Regions from separate parts of the Mus musculus genome. Here region 1 is linked to region 2. The links are chromatin contacts, found by Hi-C or POLR2A ChIA-PET in ENCODE. All regions are on one chromosome and are shown on one strand. Each heading gives the region's core, a stretch centred on a gene start or an enhancer-like site at or near the end of the contact. The rest is flanking DNA. Distances are from core to core; before and after follow the strand shown.

What was found. Hi-C counts contacts between places; a loop is a spot of excess contacts on that map. ChIA-PET counts read pairs that join two places held with the same protein, here RNA polymerase II (POLR2A).
Region 1: a loop to region 2 is called in a map of regulatory T cell, with 2.8 times the contacts of the local background. The contact joins two enhancer-like sites. A Hi-C loop is called at or near these places in 1 of 37 maps with a recorded cell type or tissue (regulatory T cell). POLR2A ChIA-PET finds 5 or more read pairs at or near these places in 1 of 5 experiments (Patski).

What each region holds. Positions count from the first base shown.
Region 1 is chr1:135,476,335-135,483,854 of GRCm38, forward strand. All of the region lies in intron 3 of Nav1 (neuron navigator 1), which reads right to left. Among named protein-coding and RNA genes, the nearest start is that of Mir1231, 25 kb to the left of the region's middle. Within about 2 kb of position 5,482, at least 1 of the 3 ENCODE cell types and tissues checked has a DNase peak (open chromatin) inside an H3K27ac peak, as active enhancers do.
Region 2 is chr1:134,905,301-134,912,774 of GRCm38, forward strand. The region is part of intron 1 of Ppp1r12b (protein phosphatase 1, regulatory subunit 12B); the gene reads right to left. Among named protein-coding and RNA genes, the nearest start is that of Gm51265, 37 kb to the right of the region's middle. Within about 2 kb of position 4,316, at least 2 of the 3 ENCODE cell types and tissues checked have a DNase peak (open chromatin) inside an H3K27ac peak, as active enhancers do.

The sequences.
Region 1 (7,520 bases), core at 4,232-6,731, 570 kb after region 2:
TCGGTTTCCTCCCACAATGATCTTTTCCGCTGCCCTGCATTCTGCAGGTTGGATGGCCCTGGGAGGGAGGGTCTCCTGTCTCTGCCATGCGTCTGCCTAAGGAGCGTTTGGATTACAGATAGGAGCCACCACTACATTTGCCTCTTGGTCAGCTCTGGGTTCCAACTCTCATCTTCAGGCTTTTGTGGCAAGTGTTTTTAACTGTCTAAGCCATCTCACTGGCTCTTCTCTTCTTTTTCTTCTTGAGATAGCCTCATGTTATCAAAACTGGCCTTTAACTCATGGTGTAGCTGAGGAGATAGCCTTAAATTCCTGATCGTCTTGCCTTCACCACCCAAAGTTTTGCTTTTGATGATTTTCTCTTAACTTTTCCGTTCTCTTCTAGAATGTCTTTTATACAAATAATGGGTTTTCAGGATGATACTCCTGAATTTCTTAAGCTTTTCTTTTGGTGGGGGCTTTTGAAACAGGATTTCTCTTGAGTAACCCTGGCTGTCTTGGAACTAGCTCCATAGATCAAGCTGACCTTGAATTTACAGAGATCCACCTGCCTCTGCCTCCTGAGTGCTGGGATTAAAGGTGTGCTCCACTGTCCTCTGTCTTAAGTTTTTCTTAGTGCTATTGTTTAAACAGAAGCTTAGCCTCTTTCAGACTTTTAATTTCTATTTAACTTCTAAGTGTTCTTTTGAAAACAATCCATCTTTCTTTGATATTTTCTCTCAGCTCTCACAGACTTTCTGAGACTTCTCGGAAGGGAGGGTTACACTCTTTCCTCAGATTCTTATGCCACAGTACTTTGTTCTATTGGCATTGGTTATCCCGAGTTAGCCTGGGCTACACCACTGTGTGGGTGAGGGTGATAAGCTATGGCTGCTGGGATTCCTTTATATATTCTCATGTGTCTGATGACGTGTGACTGTTCCTGCGTCAGACAGGAACATTGTTGTTTGGAAGCTCTGTGCACACAGGGTAGGACTTGCCACCCATGGCGTCAGGACAGGAGGTCTGACTGGACTGAGTCACTCAAGTACTTTTCTCTTGGGTTGGCCAGATTTTCTAGAGATGAATCTTCCAAATCCTGACCTGAAGGGTAAAAGTCTGGTGTTCTGCACACCGAGTTGGAGAAGGAGCTTCAACATTCGACAGGCAAAGCTTCACTGATTCTCTACCGGCTCTTGTTCAAATGCTGTGCTGACTTGTGTTAGAATCTAAAAGCCCATACTCCAGAACACCCTCACCCCACCTCACCCCATCTTTCTCTATCCAGAGATGGTCGGCCTTCTGCTGCTGAAGGGAAAGGGCCTCTGGACGAGAGGAGAATCCATGTAGGATTTGCATGTAGGCTAACTAGTCCTCCCTCCCTGCTGACACCATTACAGTGGCTAATCCTACCACCTCGCAGACTTTCAAGAGTAAGAAGACAGACAGCACCACTGCCAGGCCTCAGTGCTGGCTCCCCGTCCGGCTTCAGGGCTCACAGATCAGTCCCCACGTGCCATCTCATTCAGATGCATATTCTCTCCACTGTTAGCTCTTCCCTTCTTTACATGGGGTCTTTCCTATATTTATGTATTTGTGTATGTATGTGTGGGTGAGGGGAGCATATGTTACATGCCACAGATCATGTAGAAGTCAGAGGACATCTTGTGGGGTGGTTTTCCTTTTCCATGTGGGTTCTGGGGATTGAACTCAGGTTGTCAGGCTTGGCCGCAAGCTCCTTTACCTGCTGAGCCATCTAGCCAGCCCTAGATAGGGTCCACAGTGGCCTTTGACTTCGTGATGTTCTTTTAGCTTCCTGAGTGCTGGGGTTATGATAGGTGATAGGCATCTGTTTCCCTCCCCTGAATCACACTCCCCTCCCCAACCCCCACGAGACAGGGTTTCTCTTTGCAAAATCTCTGGCTGGCCTGGAACTCACTCTGTAGATCAGGTTGGCAGGGATCTGCCTGCCTCTGCCCCCTCCCCCAACCCCCAGAATGCTGGGATCAAAGACAAGCATCATTACAACCCAGTTTCTCTTATCCTTTATAGTAATGATATTTTCTGATTTAAGAGAAAATTCTTATTTTCATTTTACTTTTGTGGTAGTTGTAATATATATCAATTGATCAGCAACAAAATGTCCCAAATGACTTTTAACAGAGCTTGCTTTTGGGGGTTGGGAGACGAGGTACCCCAGTGGGCAGCTTTTGAGTCACTGAAGAAACAGCAGACTTAAGTTTTAGAATCTGATCAGAGGAGGCTAAAAGAACCATTTAGAAGATATTTTGTTGTTGTTGTTCAATTAAGAGCTATAGGAGAAAAGTGGCTGGATGGACAAGGTCCATCCTGAGACCTGAGACTGCTTACCGTGCAAGGACAGGAAATCTTCAGGGGCGTTTGAACAGTTTATCAGCACAGTATGACTCAGAGCAAGTACCACACAGAACACAGCAGCCATTCAAGAGGGCCAGGGAGACAGAAAGGCAATGTACACCTGGCCCCCAAAGAATACAGAGGAGCACAGGACCGACACCGGAGAGCGACCGCATCTGTTGTTTGGCGTGCAGAATCTCTGTGCTCACTCACATGCTCTCTGCTGCCTCCTTTCTATTGTTCAGCCAAAAGAGAAACTTTCCAGCTCTCTTCGAGGACAGTACCGAGCACTGTTCGGTCCTCCGACTTCTCCTTACCGCTGTTCCTCAAGCAGATCTCAGGTGGGGACAAGAGACCTGGGCAGCAACAAGCTAGACCTAAACCCGCCAGGTCGTAAAACAGCAGAAAGACTTTAAAATTTCTTTACAATCTAATCTTTTCACAAGCCCAACCAACCACCCCCACCAGGCAACTGAGGCAGACGAGAAGCCTGGAGGAGCTCCTACGGAACATCCCACGTCACTTTCATCTGCTCTCAGACTAGAAAAGGAAACGACTGTGAATAACCGCACAAGGGTAAGGTCAGACACAGACAGGACAATGAAATATGACGAGCTTGTCAGTGAGTGCAGACTCGGGTAAATACTTTGCTCTATAGGATACTTATGTTTGCTGTTCTCCTGCCTCCCCATCCTCCTTCCCACGAACACCTTCCTATCTCTCTATTGCTTTACCAAATAGTTACATCTTCAAATGATTCCTGTTTTACCCTGTCATCAAAACAAACAAGCTGGGCATTGATGGCGCACGCCTTTAATCCCAGCACTTGGGAGGCAGAGGCAGGCGGATTTCTGAGTTCGAGGCCAGCCTGGTCTACAGAGTGAGTTCCAGGACAGCCAGGGCTACACAGAGAAACCCTGTCTCAAAAACCAAACAAACAAAAAACAACAACAACAACAACAAAAATACTGACTTAATATGTACCCCCCCCCCCCGCCCCCGCTTCTATTTCCCTCTCCTTCCCCTAGATGACCAGTTATCTCACTGGATCACAGGGAACGCAGTCGCCGCAGGGGAATCTGGTTCTGCTCTCACAGTGCAATGACTTGGGTCCTAACGAAGATTCTGGAGTCCAGGCATTGACCCAGGGTTTTCCCATCAGTGGATACAAGCTCTGTCCGTCTCACATGGACATCTGGCCTTTCTTCAAGGTTAAGACCAAATGCCATGTCTTGCACAGTTGTCCCACTTCTCTGAGGGCTGGGACTGAATCTCGTCTATCTTGCTTGTATGGTATCTTGAAATAGCAGGCACTTAGCTCACTTGTGGACTTGAATTCCTGGCTTATCCAAAAGTAGGAATGCAAAACCTCAAGGAAGGGTGGTGACTTTGGGACTGGTACAGACATGACTAGCAATTTGTCTCCAAATAATCCTTACTGGGGGGTGGTGATGCACAGGCCATAAATGTGTCTTAGATGGTCCAACTAACTGTTAAAATTCATTATCTTTTCAAGAACATAATTAACCTTTTCTAGGTCCTTAAGCATATTTATAAAGAGTACGTATACCTCTCACTGGCTAATTCTGATATCCTGGTCATCTGCAGGTCTGCTTCTACTGACTATTTTCCTCCTTAGTCATATGTTTCTGCTTCTTTTTTTTTTTGAGTCTTGTGGTTTTGTTTTTTGCTTTCTGTTTTTAATTATAATGGTGATATTAAATATCTAAAAAGGACCACAGTCGAGTGGTGTAGAAAAAGCACCATATACTTCGTAGGACACTTGGGTCTGGGCTTTGTTGTAGATTTGCTCAGTCAGTTCTCCAATGCAGGAGCAAGATGGTCCTTTCAGCAGGACTTTGCTCTGAGCACAAGGGACTCCAGCGTAGTCTCTCTCTGCCCAGCCACTGGGCACCAGCCACCAGCTTTGCTTTCTGTCCTATGATGATACTCGCTACTGGTGGGCCCTTCTATACACTCAGTGAAAGGTTCTGGTTCTTTTAGAATCTTTCTCTTCTCTCCTTTCCTGCTCTCAGAGTTCACTATACTGTGCTATGTATGTTCTGAGCTCCACGAAGGCCCTGTGCTAATGGCTGTGTGCTGGGTGTTTCTGAGCTTTCTGCTCTGCCTTCAGTCTTCAGTTCAAGGCAACAGTGAATGTAGGGAGGACCTTCCAAGAAACAATTAGGAATAGGTACCCATGACCTGTGATTAGGACGTCTGTAGCCCGCCCATAGGTAACTCTTAATTTTGTATGAAATTCAGCTATTCTCTTCTCCTTATCCATGGATTTGTGTTCCTGTCTACCACACGAGGGAGTCTAAGACTGACATGCACTCCTCTCTCCTAGGAACAGCTCACTTCCTTCTGGAACTTAGTTCAATTAGAACACTTGGCCAGGAAAATGGCTCAATGGGTAAAAGTGCTGCCTAGGGCTGGAGAGATGGTTCAGTAGTTAAGAGCAAGGGCTGTTCTTCCAGAGGTCCTGAGTTCAATTCCCAGAACCCATGTAAAACACTGGGTGCAGTAGTGTCCATCTGTAATCTCAGCACACCTAAGGCAAGATGGAGTAAAACACGAGAGACTCAGGTCTGTGGACCAGAGCCTGGGGTAGTTTTCTTAGCAGTAACAACAAGAGACCCTGCTTGACCAAGGAGGAAGATGAGAACTAACTCCTTCCAAGTTGCCCTTTGACCTCTCCTCTACCTATGTGATGTGATGTGCTCCCACCCCACCCCCGCCCTCAAGCTCCCCCATCTCTCTCATATACACACTCACACAAAATAAATAAGTTAAAAAAAAAATCTATCTATACTACACTGTTTACAATGCTTACCCAGTGTATCCCTGTTAGGTAAGAATGCCATATACTGTGATACTAAATTCTCCCCCTGAGCGCCCTTAGAATAAATAAAGCCCTTCATCTAGGCTCTAATAATGGAAACTGATTATCCTTCTTATTTTCTTGCCCACTTCCTCGAGCTGATACCCCAGTCTAAGGAACACTCTGCTGCGTCCCATCTCTGCTGCAGGATGAAAAGAAGGACTGAGAGGGGGCCAGCTCCTCTGAACACTGCACGGTTTGTGTCTGTGCGGGCACGTGGTGATCCACGGGGCAGGGGACTCTCCTCCCGTCTGGGAAAAACACCAGTGTTCACATGGCTCTTGGCTAGGATTGGCCACCCCTCCCAGACTTCTCTCACAGTGTCTGCCCCCTACATTTTGGGCTCATGAAACTAGAATGGCCAAGGAGGCCTTTGGGCAGCCAGAGGGCCAAGGGTGTGGCCTTACTAACTGAAGGGTGGACTGGCGTGTGACTGCACAGGAAAAAAATGATTGCTGCGGTGTCATAGTGAAGTTCTCAAAAGCCACGCTTGAATAATGAGCTGGTTCTTCTGTCCAGAATATATATGCCTGGAGGATCACTGACCAAGCTGCTCAAACTGGCGCTTATCCGGTGAGGATCATGAACATGGAATCTTTCATTCTTCTCTGATGGTAGAGAAATATCTAAACTACAGTAAGTTGTTTTAAACAACCCTGGGCCCACTTCGTTTTCTTTTTTGGAATTATCCTCAGGAAGAGTTTTGGACTTGGACGTCTACCATAGAAGTATCCAGGAGATACTTCCAACTTCCTGCTTTCCCATCTAGGACAGAGAGAAGCTGACATTGCCTTCTAAACTCTAAATAGGCTCAAGATAGCTGGGAGTCATTTGACCTCTAAATGCACCCAACTTCAGACAAGCAAATCACCCAACAATCCCAAAAAACCAGAACTAGAGTCAGAAGACTTCTGAATCTCCATCCCTTTACCAACAAATTAGCATTGTGTTCTATCAAGCATACACACATCAGATGGGATGGATGGCTGTCGCCTGAGTTATAGTTAAATAGGCAACGGTGACAAAAGAATTTAGATCATCCTGAGCAGGTGGCAAATATGAGCCTGGCTCTAGAGTGCCCAATAGCTAGAAAGTCCATGGATCCACAAAGAAGCAGGACTTTAAAAAAAAAGATTTATTATGTATACAGTGTTCTGCTTGCATATATAACTGCAAGCTAGAAGTAGGCACCAGATCTTATTTTAGATGGATGTGATCCACTATGAGGTTGCTGGGAATTGAACTCAGGACCTTTGGAAGAACAGCCAATGTTCTTAACCTCTGAGCCATCTCTCCAGCCCAAGAAGCAGTACTTTCATAGTGCACATGTTTTGTAGATGGCTGTCATTGGATGGTTGTATTGTGTGTGCGGGTGGTGATTATCCCATGAGATCTGCCCCTAAGATTCCAATTATTCTCAATACTTTTAAGGGGCAATAGAAGCTTGCAAAGCCCTGTGTAGTCTGGGGTAAAATTAAATGCTTAGACTAAAAATTGACTTATCCTTCCAAGGAAGCTAACCTTCCTTCTAGCTAGAAATGAGGCTGTTCTCTGTGAGCATGTCTAGATTAAAGGAGCATGTAGGCATGCCTGTGAGAAATTATCTAGATTATGGTTAATCAACGTGGACTACATAAATAAGAGCCGAGCATGAGTCTTCTACAAGTGTGCAGCTTTCTGACTGCAGCCAGGACCTGCCCAGTTACCTCACAGTTCTGCTGCCTTAGCTTCCCCATCTTGATGGACTGCACCCTTGGACTGTGAGCCACAGGACTGTGAGCCACAGGACCTTGAGCTAAAATAAACCCTCTCCCGTGTGCTGCTTTCGGCAGCTGTTTTGTCACAGCAACAAGACGAGCGACTAGTACATAATCCTAGCATTTAGCAAGAAAAGACAGGAGGACTGTGCTGAGGTCCGTGTGGGCTGTAAAGTGAAGTCCTGTCTCAAAAAATTAGAGATGGCTCAGTGGTTAAAAGCGCTGGCTGGTCTTACAAGGACCCAAGTTCAATTCCCAGCACCCACATGGCAGCTCACAACCACCTATAACTCCAGTTCTAGGGGATATGATGCCCTCTTCTAGCCTCTGTGTGCACTGCATACATGCAGGGATAACACTCATACACATGAAATAAACATTCATAGAAATAAATCTGTAGAAAATTAGGCGAATGAAAAAGATATCTCCATGAACTGATGGATGGAATAGGTCCAATCATAAGAAAACTTCTTGTAGGTAAAAATAATTCAACATTAAGTGTTTATGTTTCTGTCTGGACTTTA
Region 2 (7,474 bases), core at 3,066-5,565:
GAACTAACCAGTACCCCTGGAGCTCGTGTCTCTAGCTGCATATGAATCAGAAAATGGCCTAGTTGGCCATCAGTGGAAAGAGAGGCCCATTGGTCGTGCAAACTTTATATGCCTCAGTACAGGGGAACGCCAGGGCCAAGAAGTGGGAGTGGGTGGGTAGGGGAGTGGGGGGGAGGGTATGGGGGATTTTTGGGATAGCACTGGAAATGTAAATGAGGAAAATACCTAATAAAAAAGAAAAAAAAAGAATTGACAAATGGGACCTCATAAAATTGCAAAGGACACTGTCAATAGGACAAAACAGCAACCAACAGATTGGGAGAGGATCTTTACCAATCCTATATCTGATAGAGGGCTAATATCCAATATATACAAAGAACTAGAGAAGTTAGACTCCAAAGAACCAAATAACTCTATTAAAAATGAGAAACAGAGCTAAACAGAGAATTCTCAACTGAGGAAACTCAAATGGCCGAGAAGCACCTAAAAGAAATGTTCAACATCCTTAGTCATTAGGGAAATGCAAATCAAAACAACCCTGAGATTCCACCTCACACCAGTCAGAATGCTAAGATCAAAAACTCAGGTGACAGGAGATGTTAGCAAGGCTGTGGAGAAAGAGGAGCCCTCTTCCATTGCTGGTGGGATTGCAAGCTGGTACAACCACTCTGGAAATCAGTCTGGCGGTTTTTCAGAAAATTGGACATAGTACTACCCGAGGACCAAGCTACACCTCTCCTGGGCATATACCCAGAAATTCTAACCAGTAATAAAAACACATGCTCCACTATGTTCATAGCAGCCTTATTTGTAATAGCCATGAGCTGGAAACAACCCAAATGTCCCTCAACAGAGGAATGGATACAGAAAATGTGGTACATCTACACAATGGAGTACTACTCAGCTATTAAAAACAATGATTTCATGAAATTCGCAGGCAAAAGGATGGATATAGAAAATATCATCCTGAGTGAGGTAACTCAGTCACAAAAGAATACACATGGTATGCACTCACTGATAAGTGGATATTAGGCAAAGAGCATGGAATACTCACGATACAACTCATGGATCACATGAAGCTCAAAAGGAAGGAAGACCAAAGAGTGGATGTTTCAGTCCTACTTAGAAAGGGGGACAAAATAATCAAGGGAAGTAGAGGGTGGGAGGGACTTGAGAGGAAGAGAGAGGGGGAAAGAGGAGAAGAATCAGGTATGGCAGGAGATATAAGATGTACAGAGGGTCAGGAAATTGAACAGAGATATGTAGCAATGGGGGATGGGGAACTGGGGGTAGCAACCAGAAAGCCCCAGATGCCAGGAAGCAAGAGCCTCCTATGACTGTATGGGGATGACATTAGCTGAACTACTCCACAAAGGGGCGGAGGGAAAACCCGTCAAGACCGTATCCAGAGGTTAGGCATGGCCCCCCAGTTGAGGAATGGCCAAAATTTTAGCCCAGAATTGCTCCTGTCTAAAGGAAATCCAGGAACAAAGAATGGAGCAGAGACTGAAGGAAAGGCCATCCAGAGACTGCCCCACCTAGGGATCCATCCCACATGCAGACACTGAACCCGGACCAACTTCTGATGCCAAGAAGTGCTTGCTGACAGGAGCCTGATACAGCTGTCTCCTGAGAGGCTCTGCCAGATCCTGACCAATACAGATCCAGATGCTCACAGCCAACCATTGGACTGAGCACAGGGACCCAATGGAGGAGTTAGGGGAAGGACTGAAGGAGCTGAAGGGGCCTTATCTGGCCTCAATGGGAGGGGAAGCCCTTGGTCCTGTGAAGGCTTGAGGTCTCAGTGTAGAGGAATGCTAGAGAGGTGAGTGGTTGGGTGAAGGAGCAGAGTAAGGGGGGATGGGATAGAGGGTTTGAAGAGGGGAAACTGGGAAAGGGGATAACATTTGAAATGTAAATAAATAAAATATTCCAATTAAAAAACCATTAAAATTAGAATTCATTAGCCAAATAAAATTTGTCTTCTCAATAATATTAGAAAATTGATTGTCTTCTCTTTGTGTTGACATTTGCACTAATGTTGCCAAAGCCATGGTAGGTAAATCTGCTGGTAGATAAATATGCCTTATTTAATCAAGGCAACTGCATCAAGAAACCACTCTACCTAAAATGGACTTTTATGCAGTGATAAAGATTGTTGGTCTAGGGGCTGGAGAAATGGCTGAGTGATTAAGATCACTGGCTGCTCTTCCAGAGGATCCAGGTTTGATTTCCAGCACCCACATGGCAGCTAATAATTATCTGTAACTCTAGTTCCAGGGGAATATCATGCTCTCTTCTGGCCTCCTCTGGTATTGCATGCACATGGTGCACAGACATACAAACAGGCAAAACATCCCATACACAAATCATTTAAAATGATGACTAACAATTAAAACTAAGCCTTTGAGGGGATGTCTTTTTAATGTTCTGTGTGACAAAATGAAGAGCATAATTGAAGTCCTACAATGGCTTCTGCAATATGATGGTTGTTTCTAGGAAAAGTACTTGTGCAGGGCTGCAAGATGAACTAGCCACTTTTCCAAAGATATTATTAATACAGAAAACAGTAACTAACAAAAAAGTATTTGTTATTCAGACATCAAAATGAACAAAGCCACAAAGAAAACTTTTGTTGCTATAATAACATTTGACCATGCAAATGAAAACTGAAATTTTGGGAAGCACGGCTACTGTCAAGAGCTTGACAGTTTCCTGATACTCTTCTGATACTTACACTGGGCTATCTACAGCAGGGGTTCTCCATCTTCCTAACACTGCCACCCTTTAATGCAGTCCCTCAAGTTACGATGATCCCTAACCATAAAATTATTTTGTTATTACTTCATAACTATAATTTTGTATGAATTGTAATATAAGTATCTGATATGCAGGATATCTGATACGCAATCCCCAAAAGGATTAAAACCCACAGGTTGAGAACCACTGGTCTACAAATAGGATCAATTGATAGTATATAATGAACTATATTTATATTCAGAAGATCTACATAAATCAATGAGCCTGTGTTTTCAAATACTAAATACATAGTGTTAGAAAATCAGGCATTGGTAAAAAATTAATTCAAAGAATAAGTTAGATTAATGGATTTTGCTATTGTTTTGTTTTGTAGACAGGGTCTCACTATGTAGCCCTGGCTGGCCTTGAACTCACAGAAATCCACCTGCCTATGATTCCCAACTGCTAGGATCAATGCCATATGCCACCATACCCAGATGATTGATGGGTTTTAATGCAACAGAGTAAGACAGTACATTGATATAATTTCAGTCTCCATTTCCAACAACACTTAACAAACTAACAATGTTGGGGCTATAGTTCAGTTGGCAGAATTTCTGCCTAGCATGCACACCGTTTCTCTGCAGCTTCTTCACCATGGTTTATGACATCAGAGACCATGCAAAGTGGTGTACATCTGTAATCCCAGCACTTGAGAGGTAGAGGCAGGAGGATTAGTTCATCATTCTCATTTGCTGCACAGCAAGTTCAAGGCTAACTTCAGATACATGAGAACCAGAAAGAAAGCAAAATTATTGCTGCTGGAAATTTTAATAACCACCTAAGAACAATACCTATAACTGACTGACCAGTCTATTAAAATACACTTTCTGTTTCCAAGTATATATCCATGTGAGACTCAATTTTCTTCATATACTTCAATTAAAATGTTACAACCATATGTGTGCAGAGAGAGAGAGAGAAAGAGAGAAAGAGAGTGAGCGAGAGAGAGAGTTGGAATAGGGATTAGGCAAAAACAACAATCTCTGAATTACTTTAGATAGAGTACCCCAATTCTGCAAACCATACTCCACTTCCTCTACACAGTGCAGGACAACACGCGGTTAAAAGCATCAGCTTCTGCAGTCAGACAGGACAGGGACCCTAACAAGTTCAGTGTACTCATCCCAGGCGCCAGGAATCTACCCACCTCAGAGGGCTGGGAACATTTCCTGGTGTTGTTTTTAAGCCAATACTTTAACAGCCGCACACACCAAATGTATTTAATCCTCACTCACCATGGCTCTCACTAGTACTTATGGAAGGAAAGTAATTTGATTTAAAAATGTCTGGAAACTAGCCAGATATAGGAATTTGTATGTCTAATTTCAGGAAATTCCTTAATTTTCAGAGTACGTGGCTTCTTGGATACAGGGTTGTACGACTGAACTGGAAAGAAGCCTTGTATCGATGAGCTAAGGACTCGGCAGTCTGACTACCGTGGTCTGCAGTGCCCCTGCTCCGCCCGCCTGCAGGTCCCAGGAGGGTATGACTGGGGTATGGAGGGAGAGGATGCTCCCTGAGATCTTCTCCAGTGAGTAAGGACTAAATTTAGATGTCCTCTGCCCACTCCATCCGCAGCTGTGCTGCTGACTCATGACTGCAGCATGGTCCATGAGCAGAGTCACCCATCTGCAAATCTCTGCCCATGCCTCTACCCAGAGCTATACTGAATTCTCCAGGCAGGAGCTCAATCCTTTCCTTGGGAAGGAAGCTAAACAGCTTTGGGTGTTAACCGTTATAACAACGGGGGAATTTCTTTGCTTCAAGTCAAATCTGTGACTCAAGTGCATTTCCTCTTAGCTTGTATTCCTAAAGATGCACGAGAATATCACTAAAGAAAATTTTGTTTTAAGCTCTGAAATAGAGGTGTGTACTTAATTCTTAGTCCAAAAGAACTATTCCAAAAGTTGCTTGGTAAATAAAGGTTTTCACAATCAACATATAGTAAAGACAAGCTCTAATGGAAAGTGCTCTCTTTTATCAATAATATGGGCACTGTGCTCTTTCTACTGTACCTATCACTGCTCTCTAGATCGAAGGCTGAAGTGGCTTGGGGTTGACTAAAGCCAGAGTTAATCTGGGAGCACAAGGCCTTACAAAACAAAGTCCTCCGGGTCCCAGAATAGCCTCCAACTGTCAGCACCACTGAGTGCCGGCTCTTAGGCTGACCTTGCTGTTGTGTCCCAGGAGAACTCTCAGGCTACCTGTTTTGCCTACAACCAGCCCTTCACAGAGTCCAGCTCTAGGTGCTTACTGACAGAAGCTAGGTTTAGTATAGCCTAACTCCTGCATTTTTTTTATCCTGTGTTTGCCTTACTTTCAATAAATCCTGATGGAAAAGGTGCTGTCCCTTTTAGGGGTCAGGGAACGCCAAAAGACACTGCTAGTTACCTCAGACTGCCCTTAGAACAGAGAGAAAAATTGAAAGCCAGGTGCCTGATAAAGACATTATCTAGGATATATAGGGTACATTTAAAACTCAACAAAAGCAATCTAACTTTAAAAATGGGGGAAGACTTTAACAGACTTGTCTCTGTGTTTTAAAATGGCCAAAAAACATGAGAAAGTACTTAGCATCACCAATTATTATGGAAATGCAAACCAATACCACAGTTGACAGGTCTTTAATCCTAGCACTCAGCAGGCAGCCACAGGCAGATCTCTGAATTCCAGGGCAGCCTGGTCTAAAGAGTGTGTTCTGAAAGTGAGGTTGAACAGTCAAGAGTCTGTCTCAAAAATAAATAAATAGATAAATTAAGGAAAAAAATAAAATTTTTTTCCAGGTGTGAAAAAATTAAACCTGAGTCCACTGAATTAGTTTACTATGTTGTAGTCTCTATAGAAACAGCATGGTGGTTCCTTAAAACAAAACAAAACAAACAAACATCCTGCAATTACCATTTCTGTTCTATCCAAAAAGAGAGTTTGAATCATAAAAATCAAAAGATTTGAAAGCAGTGTCTCAAGGAGTTATCTGTATAGCCAATTCTCATGGAAGCATTCGCTTACAATCCTAAACTGAAGAAATACCTAGAGTCTGTTAACAGATACCATAGATGTGGTATTAAATACAACATATATATCCAAGAAGGAATATGGCCCTACTGATACCTTGGTTTCAGACATCTGTTTTCCAGAATTGGGAAAAGTAATTTCATGTTGTTGAAAGCCAACAAGTTTGTGGTAGTATGTTACAGAAGCCATAGGAAACGTCAAATTGACACAGATTAGGGAGTCCAAATCTAGAGACTGCCTTATACTCTCAACTTCTTGCTACATTAACTGACAATATCAGCAGCCACTGATCCCTTCTTTTCCAAATTTCCCCAGAGATTACACAGCTCTTCAAAATAATATATTAAATATAATGCCTTCCTTCTGTAACCCAAGCTTTAGCTCAAACAGTAAAGCCCTGACAGATCTAACCCCATGGGTCTCCCATTAGCAACTGGGGGAAAGTGACTGAGATAGGGTATCATGTAGCCAGACTTCAAATTCACTGTGTATGGAGGATGACCTTAAATTCCTGATCCTTCTGCCTCTACCTCCCAAGAAGTAGGAATACAGGTTTGTGTGATCATACCAGATTGGCTGGAGGTATCCTGGATGAACACCAAAACAGAAACTAAATCTTGGTAGGGCAGGGAGCCATGCTGATAGGTGAGCTCCCTGTCAACCCCAAATCTGTAGACCCAAAATTTTGCTCCCATAAGGTAACGTCATCATATGACAAGAAATTATACAGGTTATGTATTAGTAAGTCTGGAAATCCCCACCATCAGCATACAAGAGGCTTTAACATACAGTCCCTAAGATCGACTGATCCCGCACTTCAGTCAGTTCTTCCAAGTACCTGTCTCCCATTCCAAACATGATATAATGTGACTGCTGCTTAACAGAACCATTAGAGCAGTCTACACTGTGACAGGTGACTCCAGCTGCTGTCAGTCCTGTGTGAAAGACTCAGAACTGTGCTGGCAGAGAAGGTCTGGCTCTTAGATGGTGAGAACTATATCTGACTATGCACTCACTGGTCAGGCAGGCTCTGGACACAGATCAGTGGCCTTTCAAACACAGATGGCCAAGGGAAAGCAGAAGTGAAGAATTTTCCATTAGCCAGACGTAATGGTACATGCCCCCTAACTCGGCAGTCAAGAAAGCTGAGGCAGAGGTATTGACAAGTTCAAGGCCACCCTGGCTACACAGTGAGGCTGAGGCAGCTACAGCTATATAGTGAGATTATTTCTGAGAACACAAAACACAAAATTTCTCATCAACCGTCACATTTTGATTTGTGTTCTCAGGAGACTAGCATTTATTTCAAGAATACATGTTTATAAATTAAGACCAGAGGACACCTTCCTTCTCTTACCTACAAACATAAAATATGAAATGGCCTCAGCATTAATAATACTTAAGTTTCAAAATTATGAGGCTGCAAGATGACTCTGTAGGTAAGATGCTTACCACCAAACTTGACAGAATAGAAGGAAAGAACCAACTACCACAAACTGTCCTCTGACCTCCACACTCACACAAATGTGCATAAACATACAAACACAAACTGTCCTCTGACCCCCACACTCACACACATGTGCATACACATACAAACAGGTACCGTTTTAAGATTGTTAAATGGAGTTGAAAAGATTAAAATGCCGGCACACTCTTC